Regions from separate parts of the Homo sapiens genome. Here regions 2 and 3 are each linked to region 1. A link is a contact called in ENCODE Hi-C data. All regions are on one chromosome and are shown on one strand. The core of a region is the stretch at or near the end of the contact, and the rest is flanking DNA. Distances in the headings are between cores, read along the strand shown. Region 1 overlaps SNAP47 (synaptosome associated protein 47). Region 2 overlaps LOC107985354 (a long non-coding RNA gene). Region 3 holds the start of H2AC25 (H2A clustered histone 25).

Region 1 (3,286 bases), core at 220-2,719:
TCAGGATTTTAAATGCCAGGTGTCTGTTAAAAGTAAGAGATATTTGCTACCCTTTCGGTTTCTCTAATTTTTCTCTTAAGAGAAAGATTTCAGTTCCTATAACCTGTTTCTCTAACATGAAAATGTTTTGCTTGCTATTCCAGATGGCTTCAAGTTTCGGAAAGAAATACACATAATAATAGATTGAGTCCCATGAGCCCCAGGGCTGAATACACACCCTAAAAATGAAAGGTGCACACCTTAGATATGCAGCACGTAGTTGAATCACAGAAAACCTACCACCTTTCTGTATATGTCTTAAAGTCAGGGGTTGCAAAGAGAGGCATTGACCCCTATGGAATGGAGCATGTGGTGTGAAATGTAATGAAATCCATTGATCAAGATGAGATCAAAGGTCACCATGAGCTGCTGTCACTAAAGTGCAGGCCTGAACCCGAGTGTCCTAGTGGGAGACAGGCTACAGAAGCATAGGAAGCAGAGGTCTTCACCCACATTCAAGGTAAATGGTACAGGCGTACTCCTGCACGTGGCTTCAGGGAGGAGGTATGTGACGTGCTGTGGACTGGTGGTGTGGGGACTGAAGAGGGGTCCCTGGGTATGTGTGGCGTCAGGCAGGAAGTTTGTGACATTCTGTGGAGTTCAGGACTGCTCTCCAGGGTCCCAGTAGAGAAGCACTCAGTGTGTTTAGTGGCCCTGCCATGTTGCCGACCTGGCTGCACCGTGGTGGCGAGCACTCCTGTGTTCCGCAGGCTGGTGTTTGTAAGTGGGTTCCTGCAATCTGTGCCGTTTGAGGTCAGAGGGCTATCACCTTTTCTGGGGGCCTCAACGTGCATTCAGGATTCAGGACTGATGGCGTCACCCTCCCTGCTCGGCTAGGAGGGCCCCCTTAGTTCAGGTCACCTGAGTGTGGGTTGTAGCCACAGCGAGCACCGTCTTTTCACTTGCACAGCTGCACCCGGCCCGTGGTGTTTTGAGTACCTGGGGCAGCCATCTTGCCATGTGGCACACACAGCACACAGTCCCACAGGGACCTGCTGCATGTGTGAGATGGACTGTTGCTCCTGTGGGGGACTGTTGTGCCACCTTTCCGTGCTCACTTTCACCCCCATGGGCAACCTGGCCTGTCCAGGTAAGTGCTGGTCTCATGGGGGCAGCTGTGCCTCCAGAGGGTGTTCTTGAAGAGGCTCCATGCAGGGGTTGGAGCGTGTGGTGCCCTGCCTGGTGCTATGTTAGCAAGAAGGCGGCGCCCCGTTTGATGGGAGCTCAGTAGTCTGTGGGGCACTTGTGGCTCTGAGGCCTTGCCTCTGCCTGCCGCCTGCTGCTGTTGTCCATGCGTAGGCACAGGGACTCTGTGCCAGCTTCCCTGTGTTTACTGCTCTCAGCTGGAAACTGTGGGCTCCCTGGAGGTGGAAACCATGACGGATGTCTCAGAAATCCCTGCCTCTGGGACGAGCGCTGGTGCACGTGTGGCCACAGGGTGGCAGCCTCGCGACACCGGATGGGCGCTTGTCAGGGAGGGACACCCGGGGCGGGGAGCCTTTCCAGAGACCTCTGCAGGGCTGCGTGCCAAGTGCACGTTTTATTTTATTCTAGACACTCGTCCTTGCGTTGAGGAGCACCCAGGACCGCACAATCACCCTCCTCACATGTCTCTGGGCCCTGTGGCTTCTGACAGCCTTCTGGAGGCTGGGCCAGGGCTTGCACAGCAGCCTCTGTCTCAGATTTTCTTGCAGTCGGCCTGGGCTGTGGTTTGGGAGGAAGGCCACAGGGTGAGGTTTCCTTCCCACACATCCTACCAAGGGACATGCACAGTATTTTCTTTTTCTTTTTATTTATTTTTTTCTTTTAGAGACAGGGCCTTGCCCTGTCATCCAGGCTGGAGTGCAGAGGTGCAATCATAGCTCACTGTAACTTCAATCTCCTGGGCCCAAGACATCCTCCTGCCTTGGCCTCTCAAGTAGCTGGGACTATAGGCACATATCACCATGCCCAGCTAATTTTTTTTTTTTTTAATTATGGGGTCTTGCCGTGTTGCCTAGGCTGGTCTTGAACTCCTGGGCTCAAGTGATCCTCTCACCTCAGCCTCCCAGAGTGCTGGGATTTCAGGCGTGAGCCTCTACCCTGCTGTGCACAGCGTATTTGAAGGCTGTTTGATCACTGAGATTTTTCTTTGTCACTCACTGCCTGTCTTGGGGGTAAGGCCTGCCTGGGCTTCCAGCTCCCTGATGACAGCCTTGCCTGTACCTCTGCTTCCCCGGGCCGTGTGTCTGTCTGCACAGCAGCACCAGCAGCAGGACAGGGCAGGAGGCAGGCGGATGCAGTGGGCAGTTAGTAAAGGACCAGAGCATTGGGGTGGCTGAGGTTGTCTCTGCAGTTCGTTAGTGCCAGGCGTCTTTTGAGGCAGGGAAGTTCCCACTGGAGCTGAAGCACCCAGGAGCCTGCTGTGGCACCGCGGGCTCGGGTTGGGCTGACTGGGGAGCCTGGGGGTACTGCATCAGCTGGCCTGGAGCCTATCAGAGGATGCCGCTCAGCCCCCACCTGCGCGTGCGTATTGGTTGAGTGGGAGATGGAGCACACAAGCTGCTGTCTCCTCCATTCAGCTCCCTACGCTGTCCTTACCTGTGCGCTAGCTTCACAGGCCCACTAGGCCCAGCAGAGGCCTTTCCTGGGTGACAGGTGAGTGTTGGAGGCCAGGGCTGAGGGAAGGGGCTTGCTGGAGACAGACAGGCTGGTGGCCCAGGTCCCCGCTCCCAGGCAGGTGCAGGCAGCCCCTCCTCAGCACTGGCAGTGAAGACAGAGCTGTGTCTTGCACAGGGGCCTGTGGCCTCAGGGCACTCTCTTTCCAGATGACCAAGACATTCTGCAGCCAGCAGTGTGCCCTGGGCTCTTCCTGGGCTGGCTTCCTGCACCCCCAGGCCAGCAAGGCTGTGCATAGGTGTCTGGAACACTTCCTACTCCCGGACAGTCGAGTCACCCCACCCTTCTTGCTGTGAACCACCTGTGATGCTTTTGTTTAATTGCAGTCACTCATGACCCCAAGGCAGAAACCATCCTTACAGAACCAAATTAAGCTTTCCTGGAAGAAATGTTAAAAAGAGTGACTCAGCAGCTCCACGAGCACTGTGGCTCTGGAGATGGCAGCATGCAGCCTCACCAGGATCCCAGCCACCGCGCCCAGCAGAAACATCCATGGCTTGAGGCGTAAGAATTCTGTCCAGCCTTCTGAGTGTTTAAGCAAAGTCCTATTTGTTAAAATTCCAGAACGGCCTGAGTGTCTCTGTCACGC
Region 2 (3,286 bases), core at 227-2,726, 840 kb before region 1:
TAGATCCAAAATGGTGCTTCTCTTTATCATTTTCTCTGCTTTCTGAGAAATGGAATTGTCATTTTGGCAAGAATTTGGCAGAAATTGTATTTCAGATTTTAATACAATTGAGAAAAAACCATTCATAACCACAGTTGTCTGGTACGTAATGAAGGTAGATCTTGCCGAATGGAACATCCTTCTCTGCAACTTGGTGGGTTTGAATGGCTGAGTTTGGCAGAAGGAATGGTAGAGAAATAGATGACTCTACAGAATAAATGGGGAAGGATTTGGAGTTCTGGAAGCAATATAAAAGGGAAGGGGTAAAGAGGAGAGATGGGAAGATGAGGAGCCAGCTGGATCACTCTGTAAGGGGAGCTAGCCTAAAATCCTAATGGGACCGGATGGCTCAAGAGCTTTTGAGAACACTGGTGTCCAATATTTCATTTGAAGTTGTTGAGTAGATCTCCTCCACTCCCCTGAGGGGTTGGTGCCAGGCTGGACAGGGACAGCACACAGATGGTGAGACAGCCCACAAGCTGAATTCTCCACTTGCAGAGGCTGAGAACCAGCGATGACTGTAAATGTGAGTCTCTGCCCGCCTTCTGCCCTGGCCTCCCTCCTGAGAACTGGCCAGACTTTTGAGGAGGAATTTAGACTTCCAAAGGGTGGAGAATAGAAGTTTCATCCAGTCTTATCTAGGGAAGCTCCCGCTGACATCCAAATTACATAATAAACACGGCCAGTAAAATACTACTGCTACTACTATCATAAAATAAAATAAGGAATTAAGTAGATAGGTCAGGAATTTGGCCCCTTAAAACACTGAGGCCAGAGAGATTACACAGTGTGCCTCAGGGATGTTTTGCTCTGTTCTCAGGTTATCTGGCTCCTATTCCTTGTGTCCTCAGTCCTTGCCTGGGAAGAGAGTGCAGTGAGCAGGGTAGCTCCTCACCCCCTCTCCTCAGGTACCAGGTGCTCCTGGGCCCTCAAGGGCTCAGCTCTTCCCTCCGCAGCTCCTGCAGGGGCTGTTGGGTTTATCAGAGACTGGTTCTGTCAAAGAGCTGAGCTCAGGGGAACATTTTGGGGGAGTGAGGTTCCTACCACCTTGGAGATAGCTTTTTCCAAACAAGGGGAAGCATTTGAGAAATATGTTCATTAGTAAGTTCGTCAGTGGTCATAAAGATATTTTGTCTGATGGCAGAAGGCCTGAATCTTTGTTCCCATAAAAGACTTACTCCTCTAACCAGAAGAATAAACGAAAGGTGGTGAGACACTGGGGACATCTGGGCAGCCATGGAGAAAGAGTTTGTGGATCTGACCCACTGTTCTCCTCTTGTCCAGATAAGGACGTGTGTTTGTGTGTTGACTGGTGAGGACAGGAGGAGGTTTCCTGAGTGCAGAGTGCCAAAGCACAAAGCCTGAGATAAAAAGGCATAAATAGACCTAGAGCCTGACCCAGAGCCAGGCCCAGTGTCCTTGGGCTGGTAGGACTTGCAGGCCAGGTCCCAGATGGGGAGGGGGTACTGGGGCTGAGCAGCTGCTATGGAAATTTCCATGGGCTGTACACCAGCTCTTGGTAAGCTCTTGCACTCAGCATGGCATGGGGAGGACATGGGTTATGAAAGAGGCACAAGACTTAGTCCAAGCTTATAAGGAGCTAGGCCTCTAGAGAAAAAACTCAGGCTTGCCAAAGCAGCAAGTAAACAAACAGGTTGGAAAATTTTGAAACAAAGTTGTAAATAAGGTCAAGGCATGGAACCAGTCAAGAAAAGTCAATATCGTATTCCAGTTATTAGAACCTCATTTCACCTTCTAAGGACAATGTTGAAAATACAAACTTCACATTAAGATAAAAATGGGTTTTATTACTTTAAATACTAATAAAGAGGTGACAATATATTAGTTTTTTAAAGAAAAAACTTTTTATAATTAATTGCCACTTGCCAGAGTTTGAGATTTTCTTAAGAATTCAGGTTAAACTTACAAAATCATTTTTAATACAGAAATCAATGAAAAATGATCCAAAGACATTAGTTTCATGCATTGGTAATCGTTACCAAAAGCCTTACAGTGTGCAATTTTGTAAAGTCAATGTTGCAACTATCCCAGGAATTGGAGGTCTGTGTTTTTCCCCTCTCTAGTAAGATTCAGGTCGTGTGTGTGTGTGTGTACAAGTGTGTTCACACGTGTGCATGTGCAATGTATGAACCCACAATGCTGACCATAATGCTGGACTCCCAATGCACTGGTTAGGATGCCTTTGCTTGTATTTAAAGAAGCCATGAAGAGGACATATTAGTTCACATGGCTGAAAAGTTAAGTGTTAGGGCAGCCTTCTAATAAGCTTTAATCAGGGCTCCAGTTCCATTTCTAATTCTGTCTGCCTTGCCCTGTTGTGGCCAGATTCCTTTTCGGGCTGGCTTATTCACAGTTGCAAGATGTCTGTGAACAGCAACTCAGCCAACAACAACTCGTCTAAGGAGAGAGGAGCTATTGTTTCCTACAGCCGTTGCATAGAAGTCCTGAGCTTCCTTCTGATTGGACCACCCCAGGACCAGTCATTGAGGGCGTGCCATGTGCTGACTGGCTGAGATTCAAAAACCTATCATCTTGTCAAGTGGATTGGGATTGACTTATATCGGGGGCATGATATGGTTTGGTTGTGTCCCCACCCAAATCTCATCTTGAGTTGTAGCTCCCATCCCACGTGTCATGGGAGGGAACTGGTGGGAGGTAATTGAATCATGGAGAGGGTCTTTTCCATGCTGTTCTTGTGACAGTGAATAAGTCTCATGAGAGCTGATGGTTTTATAAACGGGAGTTCCTCTGCACAAACTCTCTTGCCTGCCACTGTGTAAGACATGACTTTGCTCCTCATTCTCCTTCTGCCATGATTGTGAGGCCTCCCACGCCGTGTGGAGCTGTGAATCAATTAAACCTCTTTCCTTTATAAATTACCCAGTCTCGGGTATGTCTTTAGTAGCAGCATGAGAACAGACTAATATGGTAAATTGGTACCAGTAGTGGGGTGCTGCTGTAAAGATACCCAAAAATGTGGAAGCGACTTTGGAACTGAGTAACAGGCAGAGGTTGGAACAGTTTGGAGGGCTTGGAACTTCCTAGAGACTTGTTGAATAGCTTTGACCAAAATGCTGATAGTGATATGGACAAGTAACATCTAGGCTGAGGTGGTCTCAGATGGAAATGAGGAACGTGTTGGGAACTGGAGTAAAGGTCACTGTTGCTATGCAAAGTGGCTGGTGGCATTTTGTCCCTGCCATAGAGATATGTGGAACTTTGAACT
Region 3 (3,286 bases), core at 787-3,286, 700 kb after region 1:
AATGAAGGCTTTCACAAGAAAAATAATGAAAAGATCTCTGGAAGGCTACACCCTCTCCTGGCCAGTCCTTGCAGTTTTGTTTTACTGAAATGGTGCCCACTCGTGATACACACTGTGAATATTGTGCTGTTTAGATCCACACTGTTGGAGCAGCTGCTTACCAATTTTTGGTTCAAATAGTTTCATAGCACTGGGATATTTTCTAAAGACATGCAGATTTGTGGTTAGCTGGTGTCCAGGAAGCCCTGACTTGAGTAGACCCAATTTTAGTAGGGTAAATATAAATTATATAATATTCCTGAATAATTTTACTGGCCTGTATTTATTATTACAATAAATACTTAATAATTGCTAATTACCCTGATCTGATAATAAATGTATTCAAAGTATCACTATGTACCCCATATAATATGCAATTGTTAGGTGTCAATTAACTAAATACTAGCACTTTGGGGATTAAAGAAAAAATAAAAACAAAGTAGGAATTATCCATATTTTGAGAAATAGATTAATGAAAACTGTACAGATAACAACAGAAGAATAACACTTTCTGAGCTCTGATTTTGTGGCAAACATTTTTTAAGGGATTATCGTGGATTAAATCAATGAACCTCTCTCCTCCAGGATTTAGGGGCTATTAACACAGCCATTTCAGTTAATTTGCCTGGAGGTCTCCGACGCTCTTAAACCCTCCATTTTATAAGGAAAAATGTAGTTACAAACCGTTATTTTCCTAAAGTCCACATGTATCATCATTCATCTGGTTCTAACAATACTCATTTTAAATTTGCTTAACTCGCAAATTTAGTTTTCCTTTTCAAAAACAGTGTACAAATTATTTTGTTCTCCAATTTTAGCAATCAATTTAAGGGGATCTTTGATTAATGTTTGACCAACCCGAATTAAACAAACTAAATTCCTTTAAATAATTATCCTATTCCAAATTAAGTCTTCTTAAAAGGTTTATACCTTTCAGCATCTACTAATCTGGTTCCTTTTAAGTACTGAAACTTTCCTCATGACCTTTAGAATTCCCAGCCAAATAAATTAAATCTTAACACTGGTGGAGCTCACATTGTTAAAACTTAGCAATTTAAATAGAAATCCATAGACTTACTCTTCAGAATTAAAGTGCAAACTACTTAGAGATCATAAATACTTTTAATATCAGATAAATCATTAAGAAATTGCATTCTGTACTTGATGACCACACGGGAACCTTGCTAGAGTCAAGAGAACTTGTCACTAGTAATTATGAAGACACCTTTACGGTGAGCGTTATTAAAACCCTACTAGAGGTTTTGGGTGGGACTCAAGAGCAAGGGGTGGCCACCTGTGGACGAGGGTTCCCTGTTGTTAACAGAACACGTTGCCCACCTCGCAAGTATGCAGCCCAATCAGTCCCCAGGGTCTCGGTTCCCGTTGCGCCCTTCCCCATGGCCACTGCGCTCATTCATGAGCCTAGGGTGATCAGGCCTCCGGCCTATAAAGAACTGCAGGATCAGTGCGGCTCTTTTCTCGAGATAGTAGGTGGCTCTGAAAAGAGCCTTTATGTCCATCAAAGGGGCCCCGGGGGCGGCGGGCGGCCTCACTTGCCCTTGGCCTTGTGGTGGCTCTCCGTCTTCTTGGGCAGCAGTACGGCCTGGATGTTGGGCAGGACGCCACCCTGCGCGATGGTCACGCGGCCCAGCAGCTTGTTGAGCTCCTCGTCGTTGCGGATGGCCAGCTGCAGGTGGCGCGGGATGATGCGCGTCTTCTTGTTGTCGCGCGCCGCGTTGCCGGCAAGCTCCAGGATCTCGGCAGTCAAGTACTCGAGCACCGCGGCCAGATAGACCGGGGCGCCGGCGCCCACGCGCTCCGAATAGTTGCCCTTGCGGAGCAACCGGTGCACGCGGCCCACGGGGAACTGCAGCCCCGCGCGCGACGAGCGCGACTTAGCCTTGGCGCGCGCCTTGCCACCCTGCTTACCACGACCGGACATTTCCGAGTCAAGGAAAAAAGACAACGGCAACCGAAAAGCGAGACTAAAAACAAGAGGGCAGTGAAGGCCAGCGAGCCCTTATGTATGGTACAGAGGTAGGCTAGACCGCGGCGTTCGATTGGATGGCTATGGTAGCCAATCAGAAAAAGAACCTGGCACTCCTAATTTGCGTATTCCTTTCCCAGCGATGACGTAGAACAACGTTTGATCCAATCAGAAGTGAGCAAATCCTGAGCCTTCATTTGAATACAAAACGTACAAATAGAGTTACTCCGAGCGCCGCGCGTTTCTGTTTGGAGAGACTCAGCCATCATGCCAGACCCGTCCAAATCGGCTCCTGCGCCCAAGAAGGGTTCTAAAAAGGCTGTCACCAAGGCACAGAAGAAGGACGGCAAGAAGCGCAAGCGCGGCCGCAAGGAGAGCTATTCTATCTACGTGTACAAGGTGCTGAAGCAGGTGCACCCCGACACCGGCATCTCGTCCAAGGCCATGGGCATCATGAACTCCTTCGTCAATGACATCTTCGAGCGCATCGCCAGCGAGGCCTCCCGCCTGGCACACTACAACAAGCGCTCCACCATCACGTCCCGCGAAGTGCAGACGGCCGTTCGCCTGCTGCTGCCCGGCGAGCTGGCCAAGCACGCCGTGTCCGAGGGCACCAAGGCTGTCACCAAGTACACCAGCTCCAAGTGAGGCGTTCCTCGGCGTCCTGAACCCAAAGGCTCTTTTCAGAGCCACCCACACGATCAAGAAAGGGTTTCGAACACGGTGAAGGGTTATGTAACCTAATGTGTCTCCATGCACCCTAGCGGTTGCCGGGTGCGGCCGAATCTGAGCCGTGTGTGTGTGTGTGTGTGTGTGTGTGTGCGCGCGCGCGCCGGCACAGAACGAGAAAAACTGCTCGTTACAGAAATCGGGGTAGAAACTGCTCAGGTGATGTAGCTCAGTAATGTTGGGAGGCGATCAAGGACCCCCTCTCCATCCCCTCCCTCCGCGCAGAGCTATTAACTCACGACGAGATTTCTTTTTTTTTTCTTTCTTTCTTTTTTTTTTTTTTTTTTTCTAGAAGAAGTCTCGCTCTGTCTCTAGGCTGGCGTGCAGTGGCGCAATCTGGGCTCACTGCAACCTCCGCCTCCTGGGTTCAAGCGATTCTCCTGCCTCAGCCTTACGAGTAGCTGGGATTACAGGCACGCCCCACCACGCCTGGCTAATTTTTTGTATTTTTAGTAGAGACGGGGTTTCACCATGTTGGCCAGGATAGTCTCGATCTTCTGACCTGGTGATCCATCCGCCTCTGCCTCCCAA

The links. A loop is a pair of places that touch in the nucleus more often than their neighbours do. Pooled maps may share reads with other maps.
Region 2: a loop to region 1 is called in a map of testis, with 4 times the contacts of the local background. The contact joins two enhancer-like sites. A Hi-C loop is called at or near these places in 1 of 168 maps with a recorded cell type or tissue (testis) and 2 of 50 pooled maps.
Region 3: a loop to region 1 is called in a pooled map, with 2.7 times the contacts of the local background. The contact joins the promoter of H2AC25 here to the enhancer-like site in region 1. A Hi-C loop is called at or near these places in 5 of 50 pooled maps.

What each region holds. Positions count from the first base shown.
Region 1 is chr1:227,761,127-227,764,412 of GRCh38, forward strand. The region is part of intron 3 of SNAP47 (synaptosome associated protein 47); the gene reads left to right. Among named protein-coding and RNA genes, the nearest start is that of SNAP47, 27 kb to the left of the region's middle. RefSeq lists enhancers at 342-1,092, 1,276-1,425, 1,746-1,835. Within about 2 kb of position 1,470, at least 14 of the 41 ENCODE cell types and tissues checked have a DNase peak (open chromatin) inside an H3K27ac peak, as active enhancers do.
Region 2 is chr1:226,919,260-226,922,545 of GRCh38, forward strand. It overlaps LOC107985354 (a long non-coding RNA gene), which reads left to right. Exons shown (of 3, transcript XR_001738506.2): 3 at 1-2,939. Among named protein-coding and RNA genes, the nearest start is that of COQ8A, 19 kb to the right of the region's middle. Within about 2 kb of position 1,477, at least 9 of the 41 ENCODE cell types and tissues checked have a DNase peak (open chromatin) inside an H3K27ac peak, as active enhancers do.
Region 3 is chr1:228,455,837-228,459,122 of GRCh38, forward strand. H2AC25 (H2A clustered histone 25) reads right to left here and starts at 2,037. Exons shown (of 1, transcript NM_033445.3): 1 at 1,528-2,037. The coding sequence starts at 1,981. The coding sequence ends at 1,589. H2BC26 (H2B clustered histone 26) reads left to right here and starts at 2,267. Exons shown (of 1, transcript NM_175055.3): 1 at 2,267-2,722. The coding sequence starts at 2,294. The coding sequence ends at 2,674. RefSeq lists enhancers at 2,160-2,746, 2,747-3,286.